2 separate regions of the Homo sapiens genome follow, and region 1 is linked to region 2. Evidence: read pairs that join two places in POLR2A ChIA-PET (ENCODE). Cell type or tissue: B cell. All regions are shown on one strand. Each heading gives the region's core, and the rest is flanking DNA. Links, peaks and the distances in the headings are about the cores only. Region 1 overlaps GRAP2 (GRB2 related adaptor protein 2). Region 2 overlaps CACNA1I (calcium voltage-gated channel subunit alpha1 I).

Region 1 (4,386 bases), core at 112-4,111, 360 kb after region 2:
GTCTTACGAAGCTCCTGGAGGGACTTGCCAAGCAGCGAGAAGTTCCTGCCTTCTCTGTGGGGCACTGTGATCATGTGACTGTCATCCACTGGAGACCATCCTTGTACCAACTTCCACCCTCGTCTTCCATTACAAAGAGAACCTGGTATCTTAAGTTTTCTCTATTCCTCAGAAAAGGAAAAAGGAAAGAAAAAAAAAAAAAACTTTGCTCAACTCTGCTTCCCAATCCAGCTCCTGATTTCTTTCCTCCCCTTTGTTGCTAATACTGGGAAGAATTCTCTACACTGGGCGTGCTTCACTTCCTCACTTCCCACTCATTCCACAACTCTCTGGAATCTGCCTTTTACCCTCCCTGCAACATTCTCTTGAAGTTCACCAGTGATCTCCTTAATGTGTAGTATAATGACCCTATGGAAATGTCTGTGGGATTGACACTGCTAACTGGCCCTCTCCTGGAAGCCCCTTTCTCCCTGGCTTTGGCAGCACCACCCTCTCCGGGTTCTTCTCCTCCCTTCCTGACCACTCCTACAGGTCTCATTTCCAAGCATTCTTTTTCCTCTCTTGATCCTGAAATATACACTTCCCTGAAGGTGCTGCCTTTGGCTTTCTGATTTTTCTTCTCACTCTGAGCCACCTCATCCACTTCTTCAGCTGCAACTATCACCTCTGTGCCAAAGACCCTCAAGTCTGTGGCTCGTGTTCTAGCTCTGGCCTTGCTCTTGAACTCCAGACCCAGACTTCCAATTGTCTGCTGGATGTCCCCACATGAACTCCAGCCCCTAACTCAGGATGCCGAGAATCACTCAAACCCCCATGCCCATCTCACCCCCATTTCCACCCAAGCCACTCTTCTTTCCATGTTCTAATTATTATCCTAGGTCAGTCACAAGCTAGAAGCCCCAATTATCATCAATGCCTCCTTTACCAAATCCTGGTGACCAGTAACCAACGTCTCCTGAGCTCCTGTTCAGGGCCAGGATCTAGCTAAGTGGTTTGCAGGCATGATTTCATCATCTCAGCAAACCTGTGAGGTAGGCATTCATTTCCCCTCCATTTCATAGATGAGAAACTGAGGCTAGGGATTAAATCACATGTCCACAGTCACACAGCTAGCATGTGACCAATCCAGGACCTGGACAGAACTCTGTCTGACTCCTAAGCACTAAACTCTGCTCTGAATGTATTTTTTTCCTCATATCTCTCAAGCAAGTCTCTTCTTCACCAGAAAGGAGTGTGAGGCAGTAAAAAGGAGCATAGACTTTGAGTCAGATGGATCTGAGTTTGAATCCCAGCTTACTAACCATGGAGACTGGGGCCCAGTCATCTGCCCCCTTTGAGCTTTAGTGTCTTCCTCAGCAAGTGGAGGTAGTATCCATCTTGCCGGGTTGTGGAGAGGATTCGAGGTGATGACCCTGTCCCAACGTAGACGCCCAATAAATGGTGGCCCGCATTATCGGGATCATCCATCCCCGCTGCTTCTGACTGCTCAGATCATTGCCACAGCTCCTTGACTGACCTCATTACCTCTTGTCTTTTTCCTCCTTCACTCATTCTTCTTACTAGTCCCAGAGGGATCTTTCCAGACAAATCAGATCATATCATTTCCTTGCTCAAAAGCATTCAGGGGTTTCCAATTACCAATTGATTGAGACTGAAAACATCTGGCCCCAAACCACTGTCCAGTGTCATTATGCACATGTACACATGTGTGCACACACCCACACAGAGACATCTTTGTAGATGTAACGCCCCCAGGTTGCACTGCAATGTATACACCGCCCTTTCTCAGCCTCTCCCCTATATACTCTGATTGCCCCTCTCCTACACACACATACTTGACCTCCTCTACCATGGAAACCTCGCTGGTCCTCTCCACTCCCTACCATCCCAGGGAAACAAATCACTCCCTCTTCAGCTCCTCCCCAACATTTCACATAAACTTCACTCATTTCCAGGCACTTATGACTTTGCCTCACATGGCAGCTATTTATAGGCAGGCCATGACCCTGTGGTCTCATGCACCCTCTATTTCTACCTCTCATTGCTGCCTTTGCCCCGTGGGATCCTAATTGCTCGTTTATGTGTTGTCTACTCCACTAGCAAAAGCTGTGCAAGGGCAGGGGCTGTTTCTGCCTCAATGTCTAGAAGAGCTGTGCCTAGAACTCCCTGACACTTGACGAATGAATGAACTTTCAATTCCTCTCCATTCCCTGAGAGCAATGTCATGCACGTGTGCACACAATGCCAGGTTCGTCTTTGTGTCTTCACAGCATCTAACACAAGTCATGGCCCAAAATAGATGCCCAGTACATATTTCTTGAATTGCTAAATTGCATTTCTTCCTGTTCATTTAGAATTCCATTGGAAAGCCAACCCCCTCCCTCTTTTCAAATTCTGTCCATTGCAGGTAAAGAGCAAAATGGGGAGGGCTTGTTGACTGAGCCCCACAGAATGTCTACAGGATGGTGATTGGTTCCCATGGCTGGGACTCCCCACATGTGATTGCAATGTCTGCCCCCCACCTTCCTCAATGGGTAACACACCCAGGATCCTCACAAATACTTTCAAAGCCAGCTCCTGACTACCCCAGCAATTCGCTTCTGGGATTCTCTGACTTGTTTGGCCTTTTGTGCTAAAGACTAAACAGAGGTTTTCATTAGAAAGGTACAAAAAAGTCTGAGCAGCCACCCACCCTCAACAGACCATCAGTTTCCTGGGGCAGAGGCCCCAGCTTATTTATCTCCATATTTCATGCACCTAAGTGCAATCAGCAGGTGCTCACTAGATGGTGATCTACACGGCATGTAGATCAAGATGGTGGACAGGAAAACGCTGCCAAATGACTTGATCCTGCTTCTCCTATGACGGAAACATTTGGAAACTCAGGAATCAGATTTTTTTCCTATTCATGCCACAAACCACCATACCTGCAGCTACACACAGCACCAGCCTCACATTTGAATTTGCCATTAAATTTGCCAGTAGCTTTGAAAAATATCTCTTGACCCAGTCCATTTCTGTCTCCTTCTGTAATGCAGCTAATGCGACCTCATTTCTTCCTGCTAAAATAGCAACCTAAAAGCACTAAGAGTTAATTCCACATAATTCATTTCTTCAATACTTCAGATTTTTGCTATGTTTCTAAAAGCTACAATTTCATCCAATTTAAAAATTCTTCCAGCCGTAATTTGGCCCTTCTCTTCCCACGTCTAACTTATTCACAGGCCATGTAACCCAAAAAATCATCTCTTAGGGAACATTATAAGAATTAAGAAACAGTCAAGAGTAAAACTTCAAGTGTTCAGGCTGAACGCCTTGCTCAGGTTTACACGATGGGTACACGAGATAGGGGGAACCGAACAGATGGAGAGATGAGAAGAACAGGAAGTGTGGGGCCCTGGGCCCACAACGGCAGGAGGAAACCATCTCCCCTCCCCTCAAATACTTTTCTTTGCAGAAAATGAGAATTTTTTTTAAAAAAAAACCTCACCTTCTATACATGGTAAAGAGCCTGCAAATTCACCTCTCTAGAAACACAGTGTTAGGCAGACCAAGCACCAGGTGGCGGAGAGAAATGGCTGGCATTGTGGGATAATCTTTCAGTTTCTAGAGGAGGTCTGAGGCATGATAACTAAAATTACAGAGCTGCTTTCAGGTCAGAAAATGAAGTACAAAGTGTGTGGTTTTTTTTTTTTTTTTTTTCTTTTTGAGACAGAGTCTTGCTCTGTTGCCCAGGCTGGAGTGCAATGGCGCAATCTCGGCTCACTGCAACCTCCGCCTCCTGGGTTCAAGCAATTCTCGTGGCTCAGCCTCCCAAGTAGCTGAGATTACAGGCATGCACCACCATGCCTGGCTAATTTTTGTCTTTATGGTAGAGATCAGGTTTTGCCATGTTGGCCAGGCTGGTCTCAAACTCCTGACCTTAGGTGATCCACCCGCCTCAGCCTCCCAAAGTGCTGGGATTATAAGCGTGAGCCATGGCACCCGGCCTCAACGTGTGGTTCTTACGGTGACAAGGTAGTTTCCAAATGGCCTCTTTTACCCCTTTCTGTGTGACATTTGCTACCCTGGCCAAACACCACATTCCCATGTGACGGGAGAAAGGAATTCCAATGCCATGAATTCAGAAGCGATGGATGGAGTGCAGTGTGCTCTTGTGTTTTTACGTGGCTACGAGGCGCTGCTGCTGGGTTTCCTAGTTCTTTTGACCTAGATTTTCTGCTTCCTCCCTTGCCCCCTCAGCACACACATACCCACATGTCCTTAGTGACACCAGCAGTCACATTTGATGTTAGAAACTATAAAGTTTTCTGTTCTCAGCAATCTCAAACTCAAATATGGGACACACTTTTATTCCTTCAGAATAAATGACTAAATTCAAAACAT
Region 2 (4,386 bases), core at 111-4,110:
AATAAAAACTTTATTCTGAAAAGGGGCTTGTGGCACAGAAAAGGTTAAGAACCCCTGTTCTAGAAGAGGAGTCAGTCATGCCCAGTGCTGCTGGCACATGCGAGTGAGAATGCCTGCTGCATCTGTGTGCACACGTGTATAAGGGGTGCAGGTGCATGAGAGGCAGCAGCTCTCCTTGGGAATGCACACATGAACACAGACGTGTGTTCAGGGGCAGGCAGGGGAGACACGCGGCAGAGGACAGGTCCCCAGGGAGGCTGGAGAAGAATGTAATCCACACTGGTCGAGCCCTCACCCTCTCAGTTCAATGGCTGCTTGGGAGAAGGGAGGCATCAGAGGCACGGTGAGGTCCCAGAGGAGGCATCTGCAGCCCCTGCCCAGGAGTCAAGGAAGCCTTCCTGCCTGCATACTTTCTGTGTGGTTGGGCTCCCGAGGCTGGATCAGCCCACAGACAGTGGGACCCTGGCCCCCAGGGACCTGCCTGGCCCTTCTCTTCAGCTGTGATGGAAGCAGCTGTGTCTGGCAAATCTCTTCGGCTGGAGCATCCTTCCTGTGGACCTTCCACCTTGGCTTCTCATCCCAGCTGGCAGCCTCTGTTTCCTGCCATTGCCTCCCCTACTCTGCTGTCTGCACTGGGTACTGAAGCTTGCTAGGTATTTGGGAATCAGAGACTTTGGCCAAATACAATGAGTTCTTATACAACGGGGATTCCAAGAAGTGGGGCTGGCGTAGGAACAAGGAAGGGCTCACTCCCTTGCCCCCTCCTGAAAAGGATCTCAATGCACTGAGATGGCATAGCTTATAAGCAGAACCAATCATGCCATTTGTCATGTGGGGAGTTCCTTGTCGCTGGAGGCATGTAAGCGGAGGGAGGCCTGGGACCATCTGCCTGGCAGGTCTCTTCATTTTATGGAGCAGCTTTCTGTCTCAGCTCAATCACTGTGTCATCTCGGGCAAGTGCTGTCTTCTCTGGGCCTTCATTTTCATGGCCATAAAGTGGGGTGTAATAATGTCTGCCATGCCTGTCTCCCGAGGCAGCTGTGGCCACAGGTGGAATGAGGTTTAAAGGAGAATTAGAAGACAGGAGGGTATGAGGTTCAAATCCTGGCTCTGTCCCTCACTGACTGTGTCCTTGGGCAAGGCTAAGGAACAGAGATGATGCCCATTCCTGCAGGTTGTTGTAAAGGTTCCTGTGGGGTTTGGCAATAGCAGGTGCCCTAGCAGGTGCCTGTGGTTTATTTTATTTTATTTGATTTATAATTATTATTATTTTTTGAGACAGAGTCTTGCTCTGTCACCCAGGCTGGAGTGCAATGGTGTGATCTCGGCTCACTGCAACCTCTGCCTCCTGGGTTCAAGCAGTTCTCCTGCCTCAGCTTCTGGAGTAGCTGGGACTACAGGCATGTGCCACCATGCCTGGATAATTTTTCTATTTTTAGTAGAGACAGGGTTTCACCATATTGGCCAGGCTGGTCTTGAATTCCTGGCCTCATGTGATCTGCCTGCCTTGGCCTCCCAAAGTGCTGGGATTACAGGTAAGACACTGTGCTGGCTGATTGTGGATTTTTAATAGTTGCATTTTTGTTTTTCCTTAAAGCAGTTGCTCTTCATTTTTTTTTTTTTTTTTTTTTTGAGACAAAGTCTTGCTCTGTCACCCAGGCTGGAGTGCAGTGGCACCGTCATAACTCACTGCAGCCTTGAACTTCTGGGCTTAAGTGATCCTCCTGCCTCAGCCTTCTAAGTAACTGGGACCACAGGTACATGCCGGCAAACTCAGCTGTTCCATTTTTTATTGAGGTTAAATGTACAAGTTGAGCTCACAAATCCTAATGTGCAGTTCAAGGCGTTTTCTTTCTTTCTTTCTTTCTTTTTTTTTTTTTTTTTTGAGGCAGAGTCTCACTCTGTCGCCCAGGCTGGAGTGCAGTGGCGTGATCTCGGCTCACTGCAAGCTCCACCTTCTGAGTTCACGCCATTCTCCTGCCTCAGCCTCCCGAGTAGCTGGGACTACAGGCGCCCACCACCACGCCCGGCTTATTTTTTGTATTTTTAGTAGAGATGGGGTTTCACCGCGTTAGCCAAGATGGTCTCGATCTCCTGACCTCGTGATCCGCCTGCCTCAGCCTCCCAAAGTGCTGGGATTACAGGCGTGAGCCACTGCGCCCGGCCTTCAAGGCATTTTCATATAAGTCCTCTCCTGGGGCCACCACTCAGGTCAAGAAGAACATCTCCAGTCCTGGAAGCTTCCCTGTCCCCCACCTGCCTTGGGTACTCCCCAACGTTACTGCTCTTCTGACCTTCTTCACTGTAGATTGGCTTCTCCTGGCTCTTAACTTCATGTAATTGGAGTTACGCGTTGTTTGCTCTGCTGCGTCTGGCTTCTGTTTCCCAGCAGAGATCCCTCCATGCTGTTGTGTGTTTCAGTTGCCTGTCCTTTTCATGGCTAAGTAGTACTCCATGCGGGCTTCTCATGCATGGCACTGGTGACATTTTGAGCTGGATGATTCTTTGTTGTGGGGCTGTCCTGTACGTTGTAGGGTGTTTTAGCTGCATTCCTGGTCTCTACCCACTAGATGCCGGTGTCCTATCCCCTCAAGTGTGACAACCAAAAATGTCTCCAGACACGGCCAAATGTCCCTTGGGGGACAAAATCATCCCTGGTTGAAAACCACCACCCTACCCCATTCTTCTGTTGATGAACACCTAGGTTGTCCCAGGTTGGGGCTGTTACCGATAACACAGACGTGCCTGTTCTGGGACGTGGCTTTTTGTGGGGTGTGTGAGCATTTCTCCTGGGTATGCACCCAGGAGTGGCCCCGCTGGGTCCTAGCGTGGGCATATGTTTGGTTTTAGTAGAAGCTGCTGAGCAGCCTTCCAGAGTGGTTGCTGCCTGTTTATTATTCATTGAATAAACGAATGAACGAATGAATGTGTGAATGAGTGTCCTCCCAAAACCCCAGGCTCTGAAACAGCTGATGTTCAAATTGGTGGCCACTGTTGCTCGAACACATGCTACACCGTCACACATCACGGGTGGTCCTGGAACAGGGATGCACACGGGCACCTTCCAGGAAGGAGCTGAGCCTGGTTCATCTCAGCACCCTGAGGCACAGGCCACGTATACAGCAGGTGGTCCTTGGATGCTTGTAGGCCTGGCCTCAGAGGAGCATGGAGCTGGCCCAAGAACTGGGATCTGGAACCTCAGGCCTGGAGGGCCTGAGGCCTGAGCTCCCCCTCCTTTGGGTTCACTGGGGACCAGCAGGGGAGGGACACTCGGTGTAGGTGCTGGTCCACCTTCCCTACCTCCCCGATCCAGGAGGATGGAGCCCCCAGCCCCTTTTCTCCACCTGATTTATTTAGACAACTGAAACGCACCCTGGGAAGTGGATCAGATTTTAGATTTGACAAAAATAAAAACAAACTTGGCCACCCCCGCCAAACCCAGCACTCCCGCCCCCACCAGCCTCCCAGAGCCCCCCGAATCACAGAAACTGAGTGTCGCCTGGGCCTGCAGAAGGAGGGTGGTGGTCGCCATGGTAACCATGCAGGCCTCTGGCTCGGCTCCTGGAGAGGAGGCTGCCCTGCAGGGCCTGCCCGGGCGCCGGGCACTGCCCCTCCACACGGTTGCTCTTCTAGCTGGGAACTGGCAGGTTTGAGGGAGCCCCAGCATAGTGGCTTCCCTGGTGACCCTGTCCCCTTAGTCCACATCCTGACCTTCTCAGGCCTTGGTGGCTAGGGTGTGGTGTGGTTATGATCTGGCTTAGCTGGGTTTTGATCCTCCTGGCTGGGGGACCTTGAGGCAAACATGCCCTTGCTGGCTTCCCCTCCCCTTCTTCCTGCAGGTAGAGCTTTCCTTCTGAACCACAGCAGGGGCTGGAGCATCTCTCTTCCTGACCCCACTGCATACAACACAGGCCTGGGTCCCCAGCAGGGACACAGCCAGACGGGCTGCCGGCTGGGCTCACCACTGACCCAGCCTCCGCTTCCCTCTGCCTGGCTGGGAGCCTCAGAGAGAGACGATGTGGGTGGGGAGGAAAGAGCAAATATTCCATTAAACCCATCTCAGTTGGGGGTCCCTCACATCGCAGACACTGAACCAGGTGATGGCAGGATGTGTGGATGAGAACATGGGATTTGCAGCCAGTGAGAGGCAGTGCAGATCCTGCCCCTGCCACATACCATGGGAGTGACCCTGGAACCACCTCCTGTGGCCTTAGTTTCCTTTCCTGTGAAGTGGGGATAACGGTAGTATCAGCCAGTTTGGGAGAACTCTGCTGATGTTGCAGGGTGACCCTGCTCATTGCTAGGCCTGAATTGGTTGACAGATTCTTTTTGATTTTTATTTTTTGAGATAGGATCTCGCTCTGTCGCTCAGGCTGGAGTGAAGTG

The links. ChIA-PET counts read pairs that join two places held together with the same protein. Peaks named below come from ENCODE experiments on the same cell type or tissue, not always from the same donor. Only the 100,000 strongest peaks of a DNase experiment are listed, where the experiment ranks them.
Region 1: POLR2A ChIA-PET joins it to region 2 with 6 read pairs; 2 of 35 experiments call an interaction of 5 or more read pairs at or near these places.

The regions. Positions count from the first base shown.
Region 1 is chr22:39,948,337-39,952,722 of GRCh38, forward strand. All of the region lies in intron 2 of GRAP2 (GRB2 related adaptor protein 2), which reads left to right. Among named protein-coding and RNA genes, the nearest start is that of TMA7B, 9.9 kb to the right of the region's middle. RefSeq lists enhancers at 2,311-2,550, 3,315-3,484 and a silencer at 3,585-3,644. In B cell, for the core only: no CTCF peak of the experiment used is centred there; a DNase peak (open chromatin) is centred at 2,215.
Region 2 is chr22:39,586,519-39,590,904 of GRCh38, forward strand. The region is part of intron 1 of CACNA1I (calcium voltage-gated channel subunit alpha1 I); the gene reads left to right. Among named protein-coding and RNA genes, the nearest start is that of CACNA1I, 18 kb to the left of the region's middle. In B cell, for the core only: no CTCF peak of the experiment used is centred there; no DNase peak of the experiment used is centred there.